2 separate regions of the Homo sapiens genome follow, and region 2 is linked to region 1. A link is a loop called in an ENCODE intact Hi-C map of the cell type or tissue named here. Cell type or tissue: heart right ventricle. All regions are shown on one strand. Each heading gives the region's core, and the rest is flanking DNA. Links, peaks and the distances in the headings are about the cores only.

What was found. Peaks named below come from ENCODE experiments on the same cell type or tissue, not always from the same donor. Only the 100,000 strongest peaks of a DNase experiment are listed, where the experiment ranks them.
Region 2: a loop joins it to region 1, with 1.9 times the contacts of the local background. A loop is called at or near these places in 2 of 110 quality-filtered maps.

The regions. Positions count from the first base shown.
Region 1 is chr4:8,046,275-8,056,678 of GRCh38, forward strand. It overlaps ABLIM2 (actin binding LIM protein family member 2), which reads right to left. Exons shown (of 21, transcript NM_001130083.2): 8 at 7,914-7,972. Among named protein-coding and RNA genes, the nearest start is that of MIR95, 46 kb to the left of the region's middle. RefSeq lists an enhancer at 2,960-3,571. In heart right ventricle, for the core only: no CTCF peak of the experiment used is centred there; a DNase peak (open chromatin) is centred at 4,597; H3K27ac peaks cover 1,538 bases.
Region 2 is chr4:8,120,013-8,130,416 of GRCh38, forward strand. All of the region lies in intron 1 of ABLIM2 (actin binding LIM protein family member 2), which reads right to left. Among named protein-coding and RNA genes, the nearest start is that of ABLIM2, 34 kb to the right of the region's middle. RefSeq lists an enhancer at 6,207-6,831. In heart right ventricle, for the core only: no CTCF peak of the experiment used is centred there; a DNase peak (open chromatin) is centred at 3,501; H3K27ac peaks cover 912 bases.

The DNA.
Region 1 (10,404 bases), core at 1-8,000:
GGTCCCCACACCTCTGGCTGCACCTGCTGTCCCTCCCCACCTGCAGGGCAGGGGCCTCTCCTGGTTCAGCTCTCACTGGAGCTGCACACCCCTCTCCTGGTTCAGCCCTCACTCCTGGGCCACCTGCCTGGCCTTCCCCACGCCTCCTATTCACCCTGTCCAAAAGAAGCCCATATCCACAGAGGCCTCCCCAGCCCTCAGCAGCCAAGAGCTCAGCCCTCACTCTCCCCACGGCCCCCACGTCCTCTGCTGCTTCGATGGTTTCCCACCCCGACCACAGCCCCCACTGCAGCTCCCTCCTCTCATTTTCTGAGTAGACCCTTTTCTTGCCACCCCCAACAATTCTGTCCTGCCCATTTCAGGGGCCCATCCATGCAGCGGTGCCTGCAGCCCAGGAGGCACCACAGTGGATGGGCTGATCTGTGTCCACATTCGTAGGTTGAATCCTAACCCCCAGGACCTCAGAATGTGGCTGTATTTGGAGACAGGGTTTTTAAAAGGTCACTAGGATGGGCCCTAATCTGTTATGCCTGGGGTTTCTACGAGCAGGGATCAGGACACAGACACACACAGGGAGTCCATGTGGAGGCACAGGGAGAAGGCAGCATCTACGAGCCAACGAGGGAGAAACCACCCCAGCTAACCCCGTGATCTTGGCCTTTTGGGCTCCAGAGCTGTGGGAAGGTGGGTTTCTGCTGTGCAGGCCACCCAGGCCGGGTGCCTTTATCGGGGAAGCCCCAGCTGCCTGACTCAGGCTGGGCATCGTGCAGCGGCTGGCGTGGGTGACAGTCAGCACCTCCTACACTCAGCGCACACCAGCGAGGATGGGCAACATCAGCGCCGGATGTGGGGCCACGTGCAGCAGCAGGAGGACAACCCTGTGCGGCATGTGGGTGGCGCCTGGGCAACCCTGAGTGCAAACTTGATTCTGTATCTAGAAAGGAAGGAGAGGAGGGAGTGGGCATGACACTCCACCACCTGTCCGCCACCTCTGCACTCGCCTCCGCTCCACCGGCCCAGGTCCTCTCCATGCCCCGTGTCTCCTTATATCCTAAGCTTGGCAACTGCCGCTGCCACCGCCTCTTCCTCCTCCTCCTCCTCCTCCTCCTCCTCTTTCTCCTCCTCCTCCTCTTCCTCCTCTATGAGGCCTGCCCAGCTTCCTTGGGCTTCCCTCAGCCCTGGTGCAACACACCAGGTGGGCATCAACTCTGGGGTCTGCCTGCCTCCTGGGACCACGGATTTCTGCAGGCTGGCAGGGGCTGGGTCCTCAGTCATGCCCACGATGGCCCAATACCACCTGCTGTTTGCAAAGTAGACAGCTAGTTCTGAGGTATGTGACATAGGATCTGCTGTTCCCACTGTTCCTGGGCCAGGTCGAATGTTTTACTGGCCAAAATGATGGCTGCATACATTTTATATGAATACATTGAAACACCCTTTGAGTCTCAGCATCCTCGTCCATCCCCCGGCAACAGCTCCCTGAACGGGCTTACCGTTTCTGAGGATTAGATCAGGGATGAGGCACGTGAGGTGCTTAGCACTGAAAAATTCTCCCCACTATTATTTCAGCTCAAGGTGGGCTCAGGAGATGACCTTGACAGAGAACCCTCTCCTCTGCAAAGCAGATGAACATTGGGTGTTTTAGAAGAAAGATTCTCTGAAGCCGAGCACACCAACAGCAGCACAGGAAAGTCTCCCAGGCTCCCGAGGAATGTTTCACAGCCTCCAACTGTGCCTTGGTACATATGGGAGGGAGGGAGCGTTGGCTGGTTTCAGCACGGGGCCAGGGGCCAGGTTTGCTCTCTGCATGTTTGAGGGGGTCTAGGCGGGGCAGCCAGGTCATTGTCCTCATTCCCTTCTCTGGGCTCAGTCCCCAGCTCTGCGATGGGTGGGGATGAGTCAGAAGGGAGCTGAGTAGGCCTGATTTTCCCCAGTGGGAGGAGGCTGGAGCTTTTTCTGACTTTCTCCCTACCCAACTCCAATCGCACAAAGGTGCTTGGCAATGGAACTCAATATCCATATGTTCTCCCAGGCCCCAGTACAAGCGCCTTGTTCAGACCCACAGAAATGGAAGGGCTGGGAGCTCACCTGGCTCCAATCCCCACCGGCTTTGCCTGGCCCCAGGGAGGCAGCTGTCCTTCAACAGTCACTGGGGAGGCCTGCCATTACGGTCACATGGTCTGACCCCTCTCATCTCCATGTGAAAGCTGAGGGGCTGAGGCTCAGAGAGGGCTAGTGACTTGCACCAGGTCACACAGCTGGGAGGAGGCAGAGCAGAACTCCAATGCCAAGCCTCGCTCTACCGCCCTTGGCCACCGTGGAGAATTGCCGGGACCGTCTCGCTCCCATTCAGCCGGAACGGCCCCGCGTTTGGTCTCCACAAGCCTGTTTCCTCGTTCCTCAATGGCCCCAACAGTCTCCAGCTTCCTCCTGGACTCCCACCCACAGTAGCCACCACTGAGGCCTCAGTCTTAACTTTTCCAAAGGAGACCCACCTTGGAAACCCACAACCTACAGGACCAGCCCGGCCAGTCCAGGCTCCCTCCACTGAAGTCACCCAGCCCCTGGCCAGAGCAGGGACCCCTCTGAGCTGAGCTGTCCCTGTGGCCACCTTCACCGTTCTCGGGGCTTACCTTGGGCTACCCACAGGCACAGGGCCACCCCCTTCTCACCCCAAGGTCCTGAAACCCACATTCAGTCCCCTGAAGATCACTGGTTCCTCAGACACACCACCCAGAGCCAGAACCAGACTGGACCATCAGCCGCAGCTCCAGGAAGCCGCCTGTGACCACTGCCAGCTGGGCCCGGGCCCCTCTCGGTCACGGCGCCTCTGAGCATCCTGCACATCGGAGGCTGCCCATCCACGTTTGTCTCCCCCACCAGACAGGGGGCTCCTTGTGGGCAGGGACCCCTCAGGTCTTATTCACCTCTATGTTCACAGTGCTCAATCCCAGAGCACACACAGTAGGTGCTTCGTGGCTTGTGTGTTGAGTGACCATATGATCAAACGCCTGAGGCGGGGGCATTTGCACTGGGGACAGGGCAGCTAGGACCACATCCTTCTCACCTCCGCTGAGCACCCTGGCCAGATGCCAGGGACGTCTGACATGCTGTCTGTAAACCAAAAATTAAATGCTGGGGCTCCCCAGCCATCTCAATGGACTCTATCCACTTGGCCAGGGCATGCCAAAGTTAACCTGAAAGACTGGTTCAGGCCATGATGGGAAGCGGGGGTCAGACATGCCTCACTATGCCCGCCTCCCTTTGGAATTCAGGAAAAGCTCACCAGCATTTAACATCAACGCAGACCTTAAGTCTGATGAGAAACATTTACAGTCTATTCTCTCTGAAGCCTGCTACCTGGCAGCTTCATTTGCATGACAAAACCTTACACTCCACAGAGACATTCCTTTCTACAGATATTAACTCTTTCAACCAACTGCCAATCAGAACATTTTATTTTATTTTTTTTGAGACAGGGTCTCACTCTGTTGCCCAGGCTGGAGTGCAGTGCCATGATCTTGACTCACTGCAACCTCTGCCTCCCGTCTCAAGCGATTCTCGTGCCTCAGCCACCTGAATAGATGAGATTACAGGCAAGTGCCACCATGCCTGGCTAAGTTTTGTATTTTTGGTAGAGAGCGGGTTTCACCATGTTGGCCAGGCTGGTCTCGAACTCCTGACCTCAAATGATCCACCAACCTCAGCCTCCCAAGGTGCTAGGATTACAGGTGTGAGCCACTGCGCACGGCCAGTCAGAATGTTTTAAAATCTACCTATAACTTGGAAGCTCCTGCTTTGAGTTGTCCCACTTTCTCGACCAAACCAATGTCAATCTTACATGTATTCTGATTGATGTCTCGTGTCTTCCTGACATGTATAAAATCAAGCTGCACCCCAACACCTTGGGCGCCTGTTCTCAGGGTCACATGAGGGCTGTGTCATGGTCACTCATATTTGACTCAGAATGAATCTCTTCCAGTATTTTACAGTTTCACTCTTTCCGTGGACAGGTCCTTGTCCTGGGAGAGCTCCCATCCCCATGGTGCAGAAGGGGCAGCCATGCGATCAGGGCCACCTTCCAGGCTGCAGAGAATAGTGAGTGCTCCCTCCTCCCTACTGCAACCTTTCCTGGGGCCAGGTGCTCAGGGGTTGGCCTCTTGCTGAAGAGCAACCCTGAGGCAGGGATGGACTGGCTCCTGTGAGGGTCCTGGAGTCCCCCAGGAGCTGGCACAGAGGGGCTAGGACCGGGAGTCATTTCTCCTCTTGACTAGCAGGTAGCACTGAGAAGCTACTTCCACCTGGGTGTCGGGTTTCCAAAAACAAGTGAGGTTGATGCTGCCGGGAGCCGGCCAGGTCTGCCTGCCTTCTGCATATTCTCTCCTTAACTGGCTTGCACCTGACGGAACAAAACAGAGCAGGAGGGCTCTCCCTCCCACCCCCAGGCCAGGAAGCGCCAGGCCCTCCGGACAGTTAGCTCCAAGGGGACCGAGATGTGTATGAGAACCATTAGGCCGGGAGCCACGCCAGTCCCTGGACTCGGCGCTAAGAGGCCAGCCGCTCTCAGCCTGCGCCGCCTCCTCCCTGTGTTGGCCAGAGGCCAACTAGCCCTCTGTTAAAAATAACTGCTTCAAAAGCAACTTCAAACAGAGCCCAGGAAACAAGGACGCCTGCACAGGCCCCCGAGCACAAGGACTCCTTCCTCCTCTGCTGGCAGCATCCGGTGGTTAAGTGACCCCTGCCCGCTAGGCCAGTGACCCGGAGGTCAGCACGGGCTGGCATCAGTGGGGACAGTGAAGCTGTTGCTGCCGCCTGGCCAGTCAGGCCTCCTGCAGGTCTCATGGCCGCTCCACAGTAGGGGTCAGAACCCGGGAGCTGTCGCCAGCCACCCCCCACCCCGCCCTTGCGGGGACCTGGCTGTGGCCGCGGAGCTCCCTTTTCTAGCCCTGGTCGGTTTCAGTGTGGTAGGAGTTATTAAGAAATTATTTTAGGGGCCGGGCGTGGTAGCTCACGCCTGTAATCCCAGCACTTTGGGAGGCCGAGGCGGGCGGATCCCGAGGTCAAGAGATTGAGACCATCCTGGTCAACATAATGAAACCCTGTCTCTACTAAAAAAAAAAGAAAATACAAAAATTAGCTGGACGTGGTGGTGCGTGGCTGTAGTCCCAGCTACTTGGGAGGCTGCGGCTGAAGAATAGCTTGAATCTGGGAAGCAGAGGTTGCAGTGAGCTGAGATCACGCCACTGGCCACTGCACTCCAGCCTGAAGACAGAGCGAGATTCCATCTCAAAAAAAAAAAAAAAAAGAAAAGAAAAGAAATTATTTTAGGCAGATAGAAAGGAAAAGGGGTCCTTGGGCAGTTTTCGTTTTCAAAGCAGCTCTTAGAACCAGGCAGGCACCGTTTGATATGCAAATGCAGGCCACTAGAAACTGGGTCCACCCAAACATGGCGATTCCTGTGGCCTTCTTGCCCTTGCCCCACATGTCCCTGGCACCATGGCCACCCCCACATATCCACATGTATGTGGAACATCAGGGCGCCCTGCATTTGCATATTAAAAGACTAGGGTGGGAGGGCCAGCTTTTCCATGGGCTATGTGAATGACACGCCTGGTCAAACCAATCGCCTAAGCCCTATGCAAATCAGACACTGCCACCTCGAGCCCGTGTATATACCTGACTGGTATCCACCCCACTTGGGGTTCCCTGTCTTGGCTTTGGAGCCCCCCCTCCCTCTTTCTCTCTACCAGGGAGCTTCTTCCTTCTGCCTTTCTTCTTTCTTGCCTATTAAACTCTCCGCTCTTTAAGACTACACCACGTGTGTCCGCGTTGTTTTTTCTAATTCTACTAGAGATGAAGACCCTGGTGTTTCTCCACTCATCGGAGCCACATCATCAGGAGACAGGGTGGTGTTCCCATGCACACATGCAAGCCACAGTGTGGTCTGGTGGCCTTGGCGTGAGAGGCTCCCTCACTCAGGTCCCTTCCACAGGCCTTTGGTGGGCATGGAAGGATCTCACAAATGGTGCGGGCCCTGTGGTCACTTCGGAGTCACACACTGTGGCTTGCTGAGGGAAGGGCTGCTGCCTTGCTCATCCCTGAGACCCAGCGCAGCCTCAGGGTAGCTTGTAGAATGAATCATGGACTGCAGCAGCTATTTGAGAGGACAACAAAATTCACAATGTGCCAGCTAGCTGCTGCGATCCTGGCCAAGCTCACAGCGGGATTTCATCGCGTGACTCTTCTGCCACTGTGGAAGGCAGAAAAGGGCAGACTTCCCCTGGGACCCCCTCCCCTGCCAAAAGCAGAGCTGCTAGGAGAGCATCAGGGACACAGGTGGGAAGCCAGGGCCCCTGCCTGCCCCCGTGCAGGCCTCCAGCCCTGCCTGCTCTGCTGGCCAGCAGGGGAGCTGGCCTTCCAGGAAGGGTCCAGATGCTGGGCATCCTGCAGCTTCGCTCAGACGGGCCTGCATCGGAATGCTGTCCTGAACCCCATCAGACACTCTGAATGCCCCACTTTGTTCCCTGCAGGCACAGCTGCTCAAACAAGAGCCCAGACTTGCCGCTACAGGACATCAGAGTCACTCAGGACCCCCAAGGTAGCCTGCTTGGTGGAATGGATGAGGTCTACGGGATACCCCACATTCGAGAGTAAGTGGGAGGCCAGGGGTTGCTGAGATCCGCAGCAGGATGAGGACATGGCCTGGCCTGTGGGCCTTAGGGGTGTCCTCAGGTCCTGGACCACCAGCCAGATGGGGCCATAGACCACCCTTGGGTCACAGACCACCAGCCAGATGGGGACTGCCCCAAATCACTAAGCTAAAGGGAAAAGTCCAGCTGGAAACTGCTTGGGGCCAACCTGCCTCCCATTCTATTCAAAGTCACCCCTCTGCTCACTGAGATAAGTGCAGATCTGATTGCCTCCTTTCAGAACTCAAAAGAATGCAATCACTTGTCTCCTATCTACCCATGACCTGGAAGCCCCCTCCACGCTTTGAGTCATCCTGCCTTTGCTTCAAGTTTTCCCGCCTTTCCAGACTGAACCAATGTTCATCTTGCATATGTTGATTGATGTCTCATGTCTGCCTAAAATGTATAAAACCAAACTGTGCTCTGACCACCTTGCACACATATCACCAGGACCTCCTGAGGCTGTGTCACGGGTGCACATCCTTAATCTTGGCAAAATAAACTTTCTAAATTAACTGAGACCTGTCTGGGATTTTCGGGGTTCACAGACATGAGGGGGGTCTTGGGGACTGTTTGGGCCCCCTAACACTGTAGTTGTTCTCAAATTTTCACAGCCATTGGAGTTCACCAAATGAGAGAAAAGCTCAGCAGGCCAGTCCACAAAGGCTCTTAGATGCCTCTTTGCTATGTACACTCCAAAATTTGTGTGTTGGAAACTTGGTGTCCTTTGTGACAGTGTTGGAGGTGGGGCGTTTGGGAAGTGACTGTTCATGAGGGCTCTGCCTTCCTGAATGGACTGATGCCATTACTGTGGGAGTGGGTTAGTTATCTCGGGAGTTTGGCCCCTTTTTCCTCTTTGTTCATGAGTTCCCGCCTTCTCTCCCCGTCCTGCCACGGGACGGCTCTCATCAGATGCCGCACCCTGCTCCTGGATTTCCCCACCTCCAGAACCATGAGCTGAATTAACTTCTTTTTACGTAGATTACCTTGCCTGTGGTATTCTGTGATATCAACAGAAAACAAAGATGCCCTTGTTCCATCTGTATTATTGCTCACCAGTCTACTTGTTTACCCTCCCCACCTCCTAAGCCTGGCTGCCCCCATCCTGCAGCCCGTGGGACTGGACAATGAGCCTGTAGAATCTGGTCAGTGTCCTCTTAACTGTACAAAGATGGTGCAGGAGCAGTGAAGGGTACATCAGAGACACCAGTGAATGCCACCAACCTTGTTTCTGTCTTCAGTTCTGGCTGCTTGTCGACACGCCGGATGCCAGATGGAGGAACCTGTTGACAAATTCCCAAGAGGGAAATGATTAGAGTTATTTCCCATGTTGCAGGGGCCTGTGTGGAAACGCAGAGGAGGGAGCTGGTCCATGCACAGACGTGCACTCGGACTCCACCCTCCAAGCGGCCCTGAGCATCCTCTCTGTGCTGGAGTTAGTGCCGGGCAGGGGGTACCCAGATCACAGTCCCCGCCCCTCAGGGGCTCACAGCCCAGTTGTGGGACGGAGGCAGCAAACAAACAGGGAAATGGCTGCTGTGCACTAACTGCTCCCACAGGAGGAGGCATAGGGTCTTGAGGAACCTGGGGGGCAGCTGGAAGATTCTTCTCTGAGGAGGGGGTATTTGAAGGGGTTTCAAGTCCCTGCCTAGGATGTAGGATTGGCTGCCTGCATGTTGAGGGCAATGGCTGGGCCCACCTGCAGAGACAGCTGGTGCTGCAACCTGGGTGGGAGCCAGCCTTGGGGAGGAGGACTTGCAGGGCAGGGCTCTAAGCTGAGAGGTAGGAAGAGAGAACCTCAGCTGGGAAGTGGGCCTGCTCCTTAGGGTATGGGGTGAAGAACAGGTGTGTTCGGTGGGAGCTGGGCACAAGGCTCAAACACCAGCCCCACCCTGTTACTAATTTACTCAGTCTCTGTGGCTTCTTGTGTCTCAGTTTCTCTAGCTGTCAGTTCTGCCCAGTCACCCATGTCAACAGCCACTACCATCAACATAACAAGGCCACCCGGCACCAAGTGCCCCCAGCATCCCTGGCACTCTGGTCTCTACTAATTCAACCTCAAACTACCCCAAGTCTTTGTTTTTGTTTTTTTTTTTTCCACCTAAGAATAGAGCTAATAAGAATTCTACCTTGTCAGGTCACTGGGTGAATTTAATAAAATCAAGCAGAGGTAATAAAGTATCAGAAAAGTGCTTTGTGAGTTGCTGCATACAAATGTTAGTTGCATTAGTGCGATCCTTCTTGTGCATGGGGGACTCAGTGAATGTCAACTCTCTCTGCCCACCTTCCCATCCTTCAGGATCTGGGGCACTTGCTCCTCCTGGGGCCTCCCTGAACCTCAGCCTGACCTGCCGCTCCCTGTGATGGGCTGGCACTGTGCTCACACACCCAGCCTGACCTGCTGCCCCCTGCGATGGGCTGGCACTGCACTCACACACCCAGCCTGACCCGCCACTCCCTGCGAGGGGCTGGCACTGCACTCACACATCCAGCCTGACCCGCCACTCCCTGTGATGGGCTGGCACTGCACTCACACACCCTCTGCTAGGTGCATGGCTGTGTCTCCATCTCTCACCCTTTGCTCCCACGAAGGTGAGGGCTGTGGCTGACTTGTGTATCCCACAAAAAAGCCACACAGGCTAGCACATGGTAGGGGCTGAAAAGTGTGTGTGCAATGAGGGAACTTATCCCATCTCCTGCCTGCAAAGCCCTCTGGGTCATGTGGATTTCATGGCGGCTCGTTTCTAGGGACATAGCAGCAACTCGAAGCTCTGAGAGATGGTGATTGGACTACATGTGTGTGTGAGTGCATAGAAAACATTTCTTGTTTATAAATTAAAAATAAATTATGACCATAAAAGTAATAGGGCTGGGCGCGGTGGCTCACGCCTGTAATCCCAGCACTTCAGGAGGCCAAGGTGGGTGGATCACTCGAGGTCAGGAGTTTAAGACCAGCCTGGCCAACATGGTGAAACCCCATCTCTATCAAAAATAGAAAAATTAGCCAGGCATTGTGGTGGCTACCTGTAGTCCCAGCTACTCAGGAGGCTGAGGCAGGAGAATCGCTTGAACTTGGGAGGCAGAGGTTGCAGTGAGCTGAGATTGCACCATTGCATTCCAGCCTGGGTAACAGAGCAAGACTCTGTCTCAAAAAAAAAAAAAAAAAAAAAAAAAAAGTAACAGATGTCTCTTATTAAAAATTATAGAAACCTTAAAAAATGTAAATGAAATTAAAATCATTTCTAATCTCTCACCCACTTTTTGTTGGCTGCCTTATAGTACAGGTGTACCTACAAATGGAAGGGGTTCAGTGTAATACACAGTTTCTTCTTTCTTTCTTTCTTTTTTTTTTTTTTTTTGAGACAGGGTCTCACTCTGTTACCCAGCATGGCAGTGGTGCAAATATAGCTCACTGCAGCCCCCACCTCTTGGTCTCAAGCAATCCTCCTGCCTCAGCCTCCCAAGTAACTGGGACTACAGAAGCATAGCACCATGCCCAGCTAATTTTTCATTTTTTTGTAGAGATGGGGTCTCACTATATTGACTAGGCTGGTCTCAAACTCCTGGGCTCAAGCAATCTGCCTGCCTTGGCCTCCCAAAGTGCTGGGATTACAGGCATGAGCCACCACACCCAGGCTACAGACACAATTTCATATCCTACATATTTGCTTAAAAATGTCTTGAACAGGCCGGGTGCTGTGGCTCACACCTGTAA
Region 2 (10,404 bases), core at 1-8,000, 74 kb after region 1:
TGAGGACAAAGTCACTCTTGGCCACAAATAGGCTCTGTTCACAGAGCGACAGGCACAGACGTCGGGCGGCAGGGTCCCTGGCGGCCCCCAGAGCCTGAGAGGAGCCTCTCCTCTGGGAGGCAGGAAGAGAAAAACAGCCCAGCGGCCACGCTGCCCCTTCCTCCCAGAAGAGGACGTGGCAGGAAGCAAGAGCGGTGCCAGCGGGGAGCTCGAGCCATCTCTGTGGGCTGAACCGGGACCCCCAGATGCCCACGTTGAAGTCCTAACCCCCGGACCTCGGCAAGTGACTGTGTTCGGAGACGGGGCCTTCAAAGGTGTCGTTATGGTAAAGCAAGGTGATCTGGAGGGTGGGTCCTCATCCAGTCTGACTGGTGTCAGAAAAAGGGGAAATGTGGACACAGAGACAACCCCAGACAATCCCCCGTCTGTGTGTTTTGTCGTGGCAGCATGGGAAACCAGAGGGAACCCAACATGAAGACGCGGGAGAAGATGGCGACTTAGATGCCAGGAGAGGGGCCCTGGGACGGGTCCTTCCTTGCAGCCTCAGAAGGAGCCAGCCCTGCCCGCACCTTGATCTGGGACTTCTGGCCTCCAGAACTGTGGGAGGATGCACATCTGCCAGTCCAGCCCCCATCTGTGTGCTCTGTCGTGGGAGCATGGGAAACCAGCAGGAGCACTTCTCAGCTTACAGTGCAGGTCCGTCCTGATGAACCCGGGGCAAGCTCGTGACATCACTAAGTTGAGACTTCACTGACTTCACCTAACCTAGCGACCATCACAGCTCAGCCCAGCCTACCGGAAACATGCTCAGAACACCTACGCCAGCCTACAGCTGGGCACACACATCTAACGCAAAGCCTGTTTTATAATACAATGTTGACCGTCTCACGTAAGAGTACTGTACCGCAGATTGCTAGCTCAGAGAAAGATCGAAATTCAAAATTCAAAGTATGGTTTCTACTGAATGCATATTGTTTTTGCAACATTATAAAATCAAAAAACGATAGTCCAATCATGGTAAGTGGGGGCCTGTCCACACGCCATCCCTGCAGGTGGGAAGAGCCAGAGCTGGCCTCAGAGCCCAGCTGGGGACTGGCTGGCTCCCTGGTCACTTCCCCGAGCCTGTTTTCCATCTGCAAAGTGGGACACTGATCCTACCCAAGGCTGGGCTTTTGGAGAACGGTGATGTGACGGTGACCACACGGGGCTGGCAGGAGTTTGTGTGAGTGTCAGGTGGGGGCTTCCTTCCAGGGGCAGAGCTGGGAGAGACGGTACTGGGCAGCCACCCCCGCTCAGGCTGGCTGTGGGCTCCGGGCAGACGCCAGCCCAGCTCCTGCTGCTTCCAGGACTCTCCAGGCCTCCAGTCGCTGGCCCAGGCGCCCCCGGCACCCACATTCCTGGAGGGTGTTATTCCATCACCAGAAGAGTGCAGCCGTTCCAGAGCGAGGAGCATCTGAGGAGCTCATGGGAGGTGTCCCGGAGGGTCAGGGCTCAGAGCATGTACACTGACTCCCCTGCCACCCCCCACACAGAGGCAGACAGGGCGGCCCAGCCCAGGTCACGCAGCAAGTCTGTGGCCAGGCCAACACCAAGGCTCGGGTCTGCAGGCTCCCAGCCCAGGGCTTGTCCCCCAGGGTCTCATTGCCTTGAGCCAGAGTGGCCACGCTGGTCCAACAGGTGACCTCCTCTAGGCCTTCAGCGTACAGCAGATGCCCAGTGAATATTTCTCAAATCTAATAGGAAACAGGAAATGCGCTGAGTGACTGCAGGGCACTGTCCAGTGGATGGGGGGGTGATGATGAATAACCCATGTCACATCATCTTTCAGTTCCTGTGTCCAGGCAAACACCAGGGACTGCACTCAGCACCTCCACCCACAACCCAGGTCACAGAGCTGCAAATGGCAAAACCACACAGTTGGGCACCGGACCCAGACCTGCCCAGACCTCAAGCCAGCTCTCAACTCCCTCTCTGGGAGGAGCTGAGGGGCTGAGCTAGTCCCACCAGGGACCCCACTCTCTCTCCAGGCAGCTGCTGTGGTACATGTCCCCAGTGCAGGGACCTGGCAGGCTAGGGGACCTGACAATATGCCCCCAAGCATATACTGGCCACACCTCAGCTGCAACCCACTCCTCCCCAGGCCTTTGAAGATGGGGCCACAGCCTTGACCTGGAGACACCACACCAGCCTGGATGGGGAGTCTCGCTGCCCCCTGTGCATCTCCATCATATCCGAATGGCCTGGTAAGGATGGCCACAGAGAGCTGGAGAGGTCCCCCACTTTGTCCTCGGCTCCCATCCTCCATTTCCCAGGGGACACCCTCTGTCCTGGTCCATGTGGGCTGCCAGAACAATACCAGATGTGGTGGCTTAAAAGACTGACACTTATCTCCCACAGTTCTGGAGCCTAAGAGTCTGATATTAGGGCAGCAGCATGCTCGGTCCCTGGTGAGGGCTCCCTTCCTGGCTTGCAGACAGCCGCCTTCTTACTGTGTCCTCACAAGGCAGAGAGCGCGCTCTGGGCAGGAGTCCCATCATGAGGACCCCACCCTCACGACCTCATCTAAACCCCATCACCTCCCCAAGGCCCCTCCTCCAAATAGCGTCACCCTGGGGGTTTGGGCTTCCAAGTGTGAATGCTAGGGGAACATGAACATTCACTTCTTAACACCATCCACTGTCAGACCCTACATGGTACTTGCCACTTTAGTCCACTTGCCACTTTAGTTCTTTTCATCCTGCACAGCTGGGACCTGTCCTCTCTTCACCATTTACGGATGGGCAAACAGAGGTTCCAAGCAGGAATGCACCTCCCCAGGCCACTGGGACCCAGGCCTCTCTGACCCTGGCCTTTTCCACCATGCCCCACCGCGTGGATGAGGGGATGGGAGAGGGAGAGGGGTGAGGGGCGAACCAGCCCTAGGGGTGGCAAATCTGTCTGGGACCTGACCAGTGTGGGACGTCTTCCCGGAGGTCGTGCCTGCCTCCCCTGGCGTTCCCACTCTGCAAGCCTCCTTCCTATCTGCTGCTGCTCTTCCTGGCATGAAGCAGTCCCCTGTGCGTGGTTAATGCCCTCAAAGCCCAGCACTGTGTCCCAGCACTGCTGGAGGAAGACCTCTTTGCCCGGGTCTGGACTCCTTAATCCTAATTGCGGTCCTCAGAGCATTCTTCCCTGGCAGCTGGTGCCCCTTACTTGGGGTCTCTAATCCCTGCCTGGCCCTCCCCTGTGCAGGCATGGTGTGGGCACAACAGCACCAGCCCCATCTCCAACTGGCATGAGAGGCGTTGTCACCCTCAGGCTGCAGGCAAGGGAACCCCATCTCAGAGATGCTCAGTAACCTGTCTAGATCACACAGCCTTCAACTGGCAGGGTGGGGCCTGGAGCCTGGGCCTCTATGTCAGGGAACTGGTTTTCTGCCTGTCTGCCCTCCCGTCTCCCCCTCAAATTCCTGACCCTTCTCATGTTCTCCTGATCTGCTGATTCAAGGGAGGCTGGTGTGAGGGAAGCATTTCCGGCATGTCTAATTAAAACTGGTCGTCGGGATGGCTGGCCTGGAGCCCAGGGAAAGCCAGGCCAGGCAGGGGAAACTGGCTGCAGAGGCTCTGTGACATTCACTAACCACCTGCATGACAGAGGCAGCCAGCCCCTGCCTTAAAGCGGGTCTCCTGGGGGCGTCATCCTTGTACTGACAGGGTCCGGCTCACACACCAAAGCCTGTGGGTCTACACATGGGCAGGCAGGGGTGTGCCGGCATTGGGTCACACAGCCCAACTGGGGTGACAAGGTCCTGGCTCCACCCGGACAGGCCAAGAGGAGGGGCAGGAGGTGGCACGGGGTGGGAGCCCTGCCTGGGATCCTTGCTAACCTCTGGAGACACGGTTCCTTTGGGTTCAATGACAAAAATAACTTCATTTTGATGACCTAAGGAATGCTACTCATGGCTAGAAACCCAAACAGTACATCAAAGATGAAGGAAAATTTAAAATCCCCTGCTTCCCTTTTACTGAGACGACCACTCTTAACAGCTCAGCGGCTGCTCTACCATGTGCTTCTGTAGGCCACAAACAAAAACCACACACTCTCACACACCTGGGACATATGATATGACATCACAACCTAGAATAATTCATCTATCTTCTCATAAGGCAGCACCTCGATGTGCTTTCAGAAACAATATTCTCAGCACCTCCACAGAGCCTAGCCAGCTCTGCAGAAGTGCTCGGTGCACACATCTGAAAATCATAACTTCATTGAGATATAATTCACATAGCCGTACAATTTGCCTGTTTGGAATGCACACTCAATGGCTTTTGGTATTTCACAGAGCTGCGTGCTGATCACCATAATCCATTTTAGAAAATTTCCATCACCCCAAAAAGAAATGCTGCATCCTTTACTGTCACTCCCGTTTTCCCTCCGCAGCCCCTGGTAACAACTGGTCTGTCTCTGTGGATTTGCCTGCTCTGGGCATTTCATGCGAACGGAATCCCACACTGCGTGGTCCTTCGCGACTGGCTTCTTTCACTCGGCGTCATGTTTTCAGGGAGTGTCCGTGGTGTGGTGGGCGTCAGTGCCTCTTTCCTTTTGATGGCTGAGAAATATTCCGTTGTACAGACAGACCCTATTTGGCTCATCCATTAGTCAGTGGATGAACTTTGGGGCTGTGTCTACTTTTTGGTGATTGTGAATAACACGGCTATGAACATTCGAGTGTGAATATTCGTGTGGACATAGGTTTGCATGCTTTTTGGGTAGATACCCAGGAGTGGAGTTGCTGGGTCCTGTGGTCACTCTGTGTGCCACCTTTCAAGGAACAGTCAGACTATTTTCCACACCGGGTTCTGATTTCTACGCATCCCCACAGCCTGCTCTGGGTGTGCCTGCGATTTTGATCCAGCCATTCTAGCGGATCTGTAATCGCGTCTCACTGGGATTCTGATGTGCCGTTCCCTGTGGGCGAATGATGCTGGGCATGGTTCATGTGTAGATTCTCCCTCTGGGAGTCTTCTTTGTAAAAATGTCGATGCAGATGCTTTGCCCATTTTTCAGCTTGGTTGTCTTGATAGGATTGAGGGATGAGAGTTATTCGTATATTCGAGATACAAGTCCCGTGTCAGCTTGCTAATTTGCAAATATTTTCTCCTATTTTGTGAGTTGTGTTTTCACTTTCCTCACGATGTCTTTGGCATCACAGAGGTTTTTGATGAAATCCAGTCGTCTATATCTTGTTATGACGGCTTGGGCTTTGGTGTCTTTTCTAAGAAACCATCGCCTGATCCACCGTCATGAAGATGCGCTTCTGAGTGTTCTTCTAAGAGATTTACGGGTTTTTTGGTTTTACTGTAATTTTACATGAATAATTTTACACAAATAGAATTGCATCTATGTGACTGCTAGTTTTAATTGTGGATACCCTTGCTTCGCATGTGAATCGCGATCTGCAGTGCTGATGGCCGCAGGTTTGCCTGGGGCCTTGGTGCCAGACTGCTTCTGGGATGGCTCTGCCATCAGCGTTGACGGTCTGGTCCATCTACCACAGTCGATCTGCAGTGCTGATGGCCACAGGTTTGCATGGGGCCTCGGTGCCGGGGCTGCTTCTGGGATGGTCGTGGTTGGCTCTGCCATCAGTGTGACGGTCCGTCCAGCACAGTTGTCCACAGTTGGTGGAAGCACAGTGGGCCTGAGAAGGCATCGCAGACTCAGCTGAGCTGGAGAGGCCCGCCCAGCCTCTGCCATGGAAACTCCATCTGGGACACGGACATCGTCACCTGCTGTCTGCTCTGGGCATCCACGGCTGTCCTCAGAATGCTCCAGCACCCCAGCCATGCCAGCTCGTCCTCCTGGGCAGGAGGGCGAACTCACACTCGGCTGTGCGTGGGCAGCCTTGGGGGACCCGCCGCTTTTGGGAACACACCTGCATGTCTCCTTTTTTGGTTCACAACACCCTGGGAGGGGGAAGCCACACAGCCAACCCGCTTTTTCTGGGGGCCTCATGGGCAGGGCAGTGTCTCCTCCAAGCCCCACGGTGAGGTCAGGCAGAATCAGGGCTCGAAGCTTCATGGGTTGGACTCCAGGGCCACTGTCACTGCCTGAGCCAGGGCTGCTCCCTTCAGTAACATTCCACGGAGTTTCAGAGTGTGAGGCGCTGAGGGGGGGCTATGGACAAGAGTCCCAGTTCCTCTGTGCAGGGCAGAACCCACAGGCCAGAAGGAGGGCACCAGGGAGGGAAGACTCTGGTCTGGCTGCCCAGAGATGAGGCCCTGCTGGGCACCAGGCCTCGTGCCCACACAGAGTGGGGAACATTTCAGGGGGAGGAGGGAGCCGCTGGAGGCCCTGGCACTGTGTCAGGCCCCCTCCCCTGTGTACCCCCTGCTCTGCTTCCAGGGGTCTGGGCTGCCTCCCCACTGTTCTCCCTCCCCTCCCTTCCCTCTCCCCTCATCTCACTCCCCCTGCCTCCCTTTTCTCCTCTCTCCCTAGCCCCCCAGATTTTGCCATCACCTTCACCCCACAGGCCGCCTGGTCAACACGCAGGATTGGAGCTATTGGAATTGCTGGTTGTTCGTATCTAAGGAGCTTGATGGGCCCTGTCTTTTATGTTAATATCAGGGAACTGCGGCATTCATGCTGTCCCCCGAGCAGGACACCGGGCCAGGCAGGTGCTACTGCGTGGTGTCCTGTGCACCACAGGACGCTCAGCCGTGGCCTGACCCCTTCCTGCCAGATGCCAGAGGCACACCCTCCTGAGCTGTGACCATCAAAAATGTCTCCAGATGGCCGGGCGTGTGGCTCACACCTGTAATCCCAGCACTTTGAGAGGCTGAGATGGGAGAACTGCTTACACCCGGGAGTTCAAGACCCACCTGGGCAACAAAGTGAGACCCCGTCTCTACTAAAAAAATTAAAAATTAGCCAGGTCTGGTGGCGTGCACCTTAGTTTCAGCTACCCGGGAGGCTGAGCTGTGAGGATTACTTGAGCTCAGGAGGTTGAGGCTGCAGTAAGCCATGTTCATGCCACTGCACTCCAGCCTGGGTGACAGAGTGAGTCCCTGCCTCCAGAAAAAAAAAAAAAAAATGCCTGCAGACATTGCCACATGTCCCCCTGGGAGCACAGGAGCACAGCTGCCTGTGGGTGAGAATCACCACCTTAAAGGAAAAAAGAAAAGGGAGGGAGGGAGGCCCAGACGCTGTGGTCAGTGGGTGCTGGAGTCCAGACGCAGCTCCGATACCAGCACCGTGTGAGGTTGGATCAGACTCTTCCCGTCCCCAGCCTTAGCTGACCTGTACAATGGGGTCACCCTCCTCACCCCACAGTGCTGTCCATAGAGAGTGTCCCCGAAGCCTGCACCCACTGGCGCTCGTGGTGCCGGCGCTCATGACCTTCACGCAGGGCACAACTTGACTGGACCCGTCCTTTCCCACCAGACCCCTGAAGCTGATTCATGGAGCTCACAGCTCCCAGTCCCCTGAAGCTGACTCATGGAGCTCACGGCTCCCAGCCGGATGGTCTGGGCAAAAGCGCAGTTTGGGGATTTACCTGTGTCTCCCCCTGGCACCCCCATGGAGCGTGGCTGCTTGCAAAGGGCCAGCGGGTCGGCGGCTCTCCCTCTGCGTGGCTGGGCCTGGCACCCACGGAGGATCGGGCAGGAGTGGACCGGGGAAGAGCCTCTGTGGCCCACAGGGCTCCCACAAGGTCACGTGGCAGCTGCCACCCTCTGCCCGGGGAGGGGCAGAGCCAAGCCCTTCCCGGCACACTGAAATAGACTCCCGCCACACTATGCGCCAGAGACACACCTGTCTCCCAGGCATCCGGGAAAGGGGCTCTGAAAAGGCACTCGGGGTGGGGGAGGAGTGGTGGGGGTGGGGAGCATCTGCTGACCCTTCCTCCATGTGTAGGGGCAGCAATAGTGAGCTCACAACCCCCACAGCCCCGCGTGCTGGGAGTGACAGCCTGCACCAGGGTTCCCTGAAATGGGGGCTTCAAACAACAGATACGGATTCTCTCGCAGTTCTGGGGGCCAGAAGTCTGACATGAAGGTGCCAGCAGGACCCTGCTCTTCACAGGGGTATAGGGAGCTCAGGCTGCCTCTTCCCGCTGCTGGTGGCTCCAGGCGCCCTTTGGTATGTGGCTTCAGGGCTCCTGTTTCTGCCCCCACCTTCACAGGCCGTCTTCCCTGTGTGTCTCTGCGTGTCCTTTTTAGTCTCTTATGAGGACACCAGTCACTGCATTTGGGGTCCGCCCTCATCCACAATGACCTCATCTCCATCTTTACCATAATTACATACGGAAACACCCAAACAAGGTCACATTCAGAGCTTCCAGGTGGGTGGGGCCACAAGAAGACGTGTCTCTATCTAGCGAATCAGAGTCCAGCACCCCGTCATAGGATGCGTTGCACCTGCACACCCAGTACAGCTGCCTGCAGCTCGCAAGGCCCCTGCATACCGAAACATGGCTAGCACCACGCAGAACAGAGTTTTAGATTTTATTTAATTTTAATTCAACCAGGGGACCTGCTGGTTACCAGATGTACTCCCAGGCTCTAAAACACGAATGCACTAAACCTCCAGTGACCTTGCACAGCAGGTCTCCTTGCCCTGGCTCTAAGGCAGGAAAGCGATGAAGTCATTGTCTAGCCCAAGGCCACTGCCGTGGATTGAATGTGGTGTCCCCTCCCCAGACTCACATGCTGATATCCTAAACCCCAGTGTGACAGGATTTGGAGGCGGGACCTTTGGGAGGAATTAGGTCTTGCAGGTGGAGCCCTCATCATGGGATGAGTGCCCTTGTAAGAAGAGGCCAGAGGCTGCCTCGCTCTTTCTACCACATGAGGGTGCGAGGAAAAGGCGGCTGTCTGCAGCTCAGAAGAGGGCCCACCCAGAGCCCGACCATGCTGGCACTCTGATCTTGGACTTCCAGCCTCCAGAACTGAGAAAAATAAATGTCTATTATTCAGAAGCCACCAGTCTATGAGGCTTCGTTGAGCTGCACCGAGACCACACATCCTACCTGGCTGCCCCCAGCTTTCCCCCAACTGGGCTGCCAGCACCCCCATAGGTTGTGCCCATCCAGGAACCTGAGGCTGGGGGCAGAGGCCCTGGAAGACCACACATGGTGGGCTTGTCTAGGCACTAGGGGCAGGAAATGTTTCCTTTTAACATTTCCCCAAGCTTTTGACATTTATAATTTGACATCAGAGGAAACACTCTCAATGCCATCTTTAAGGGAAAAGGAATAAAAAGCAGAAATACGTATGCCCCGCCCCCTCTGTGACTCACTCAAATCCCCTGCACAAGTGAATCAGAGGCCAGCACCCCATCGTAGGATGCATCCCACCTGCACACCCAGCTCAGCTGCCTCCAGCTTGCGCGGCCCCTGCGCGCCCGAAACACGGCCAGCACCATGCGAAACAGAGTTTTAGCTTTTATTTGATTTTAATTCATTTTAATTTAAATAAACACATGTGGCCAGTAGCTACCATATTGTTTCATGCAATAAGACTAAGACACGCTGTAAGACAGGTGTTTAAAGATGGTGTTTCTAAGATTCAGGGAGAAATCCGGGGCACAGAACCTGAAAACTTGACACCCCATCCCAAAGCCCACCACACTGTGCTGTCATCATGACTGTGTTTGCAAGACAAGTATATGCACAGATGAGTCCCCTGCGGACACACCTTTCAGCAGCAGCCAGTGGGGCTGGGAGCAGAGACAGGTATGCTCCCTCTCTCTCTCTCTCTCTGTGGCTCTGGGGCCCTGGGAGGGCTGGCGTTGAGAAGTGTCAGGGCTAGAAGAGGCCATAATGATCACCGGCCACCCCCTCCCCGCCATTGTACGGATGGGAGTGCAGGGGCAGTCTGGAGAGTTCTGTACCTAATCCTGAGAGGAGACCTCTTCCATGCTCAGAGACACTGGGGAGCCAACTGCACCAGCCCAGGACGTGGGCCAGGGAGGCTGCTGGAGCCAGGCTTCTGCTAGTCAGCACAGCTGGTGCCCTGCGGGCTCCCAGCACTCAGCACTGCCTGGGGTTCCCACGGAGAAGGAGCCTCAGATTCCCCTGGCCTCCAGCCTGCTGTTCACCCCTAAGCATCTAGTTTATTCAAAGGCAGCCCCCAAGAAAGGCCCTGGTGGTCTCAGCCTGGAAGGGGAACACTCAAGTCTTGAAGGAACTCAGCCAGCAGGTACTGATGGCTCACAGGGCCAGGGATGGAGACGCAGGGTGGCCAGGGTGGTGCTGGATGGCTGAGGCCCGGCCGCATCTGTCACCAGTTCCGGGATGGCCCATGCTGGGAAACATCACGTTGCTTTGAGGCCATCATCTTAAGGGGATTCTCTGTAATGTTCAGGAGAGGGCCATGTGGAGAGGTTGGCCTTCTGAGTCCTGCCTGGGCCCTCAGGGTCCTCTTG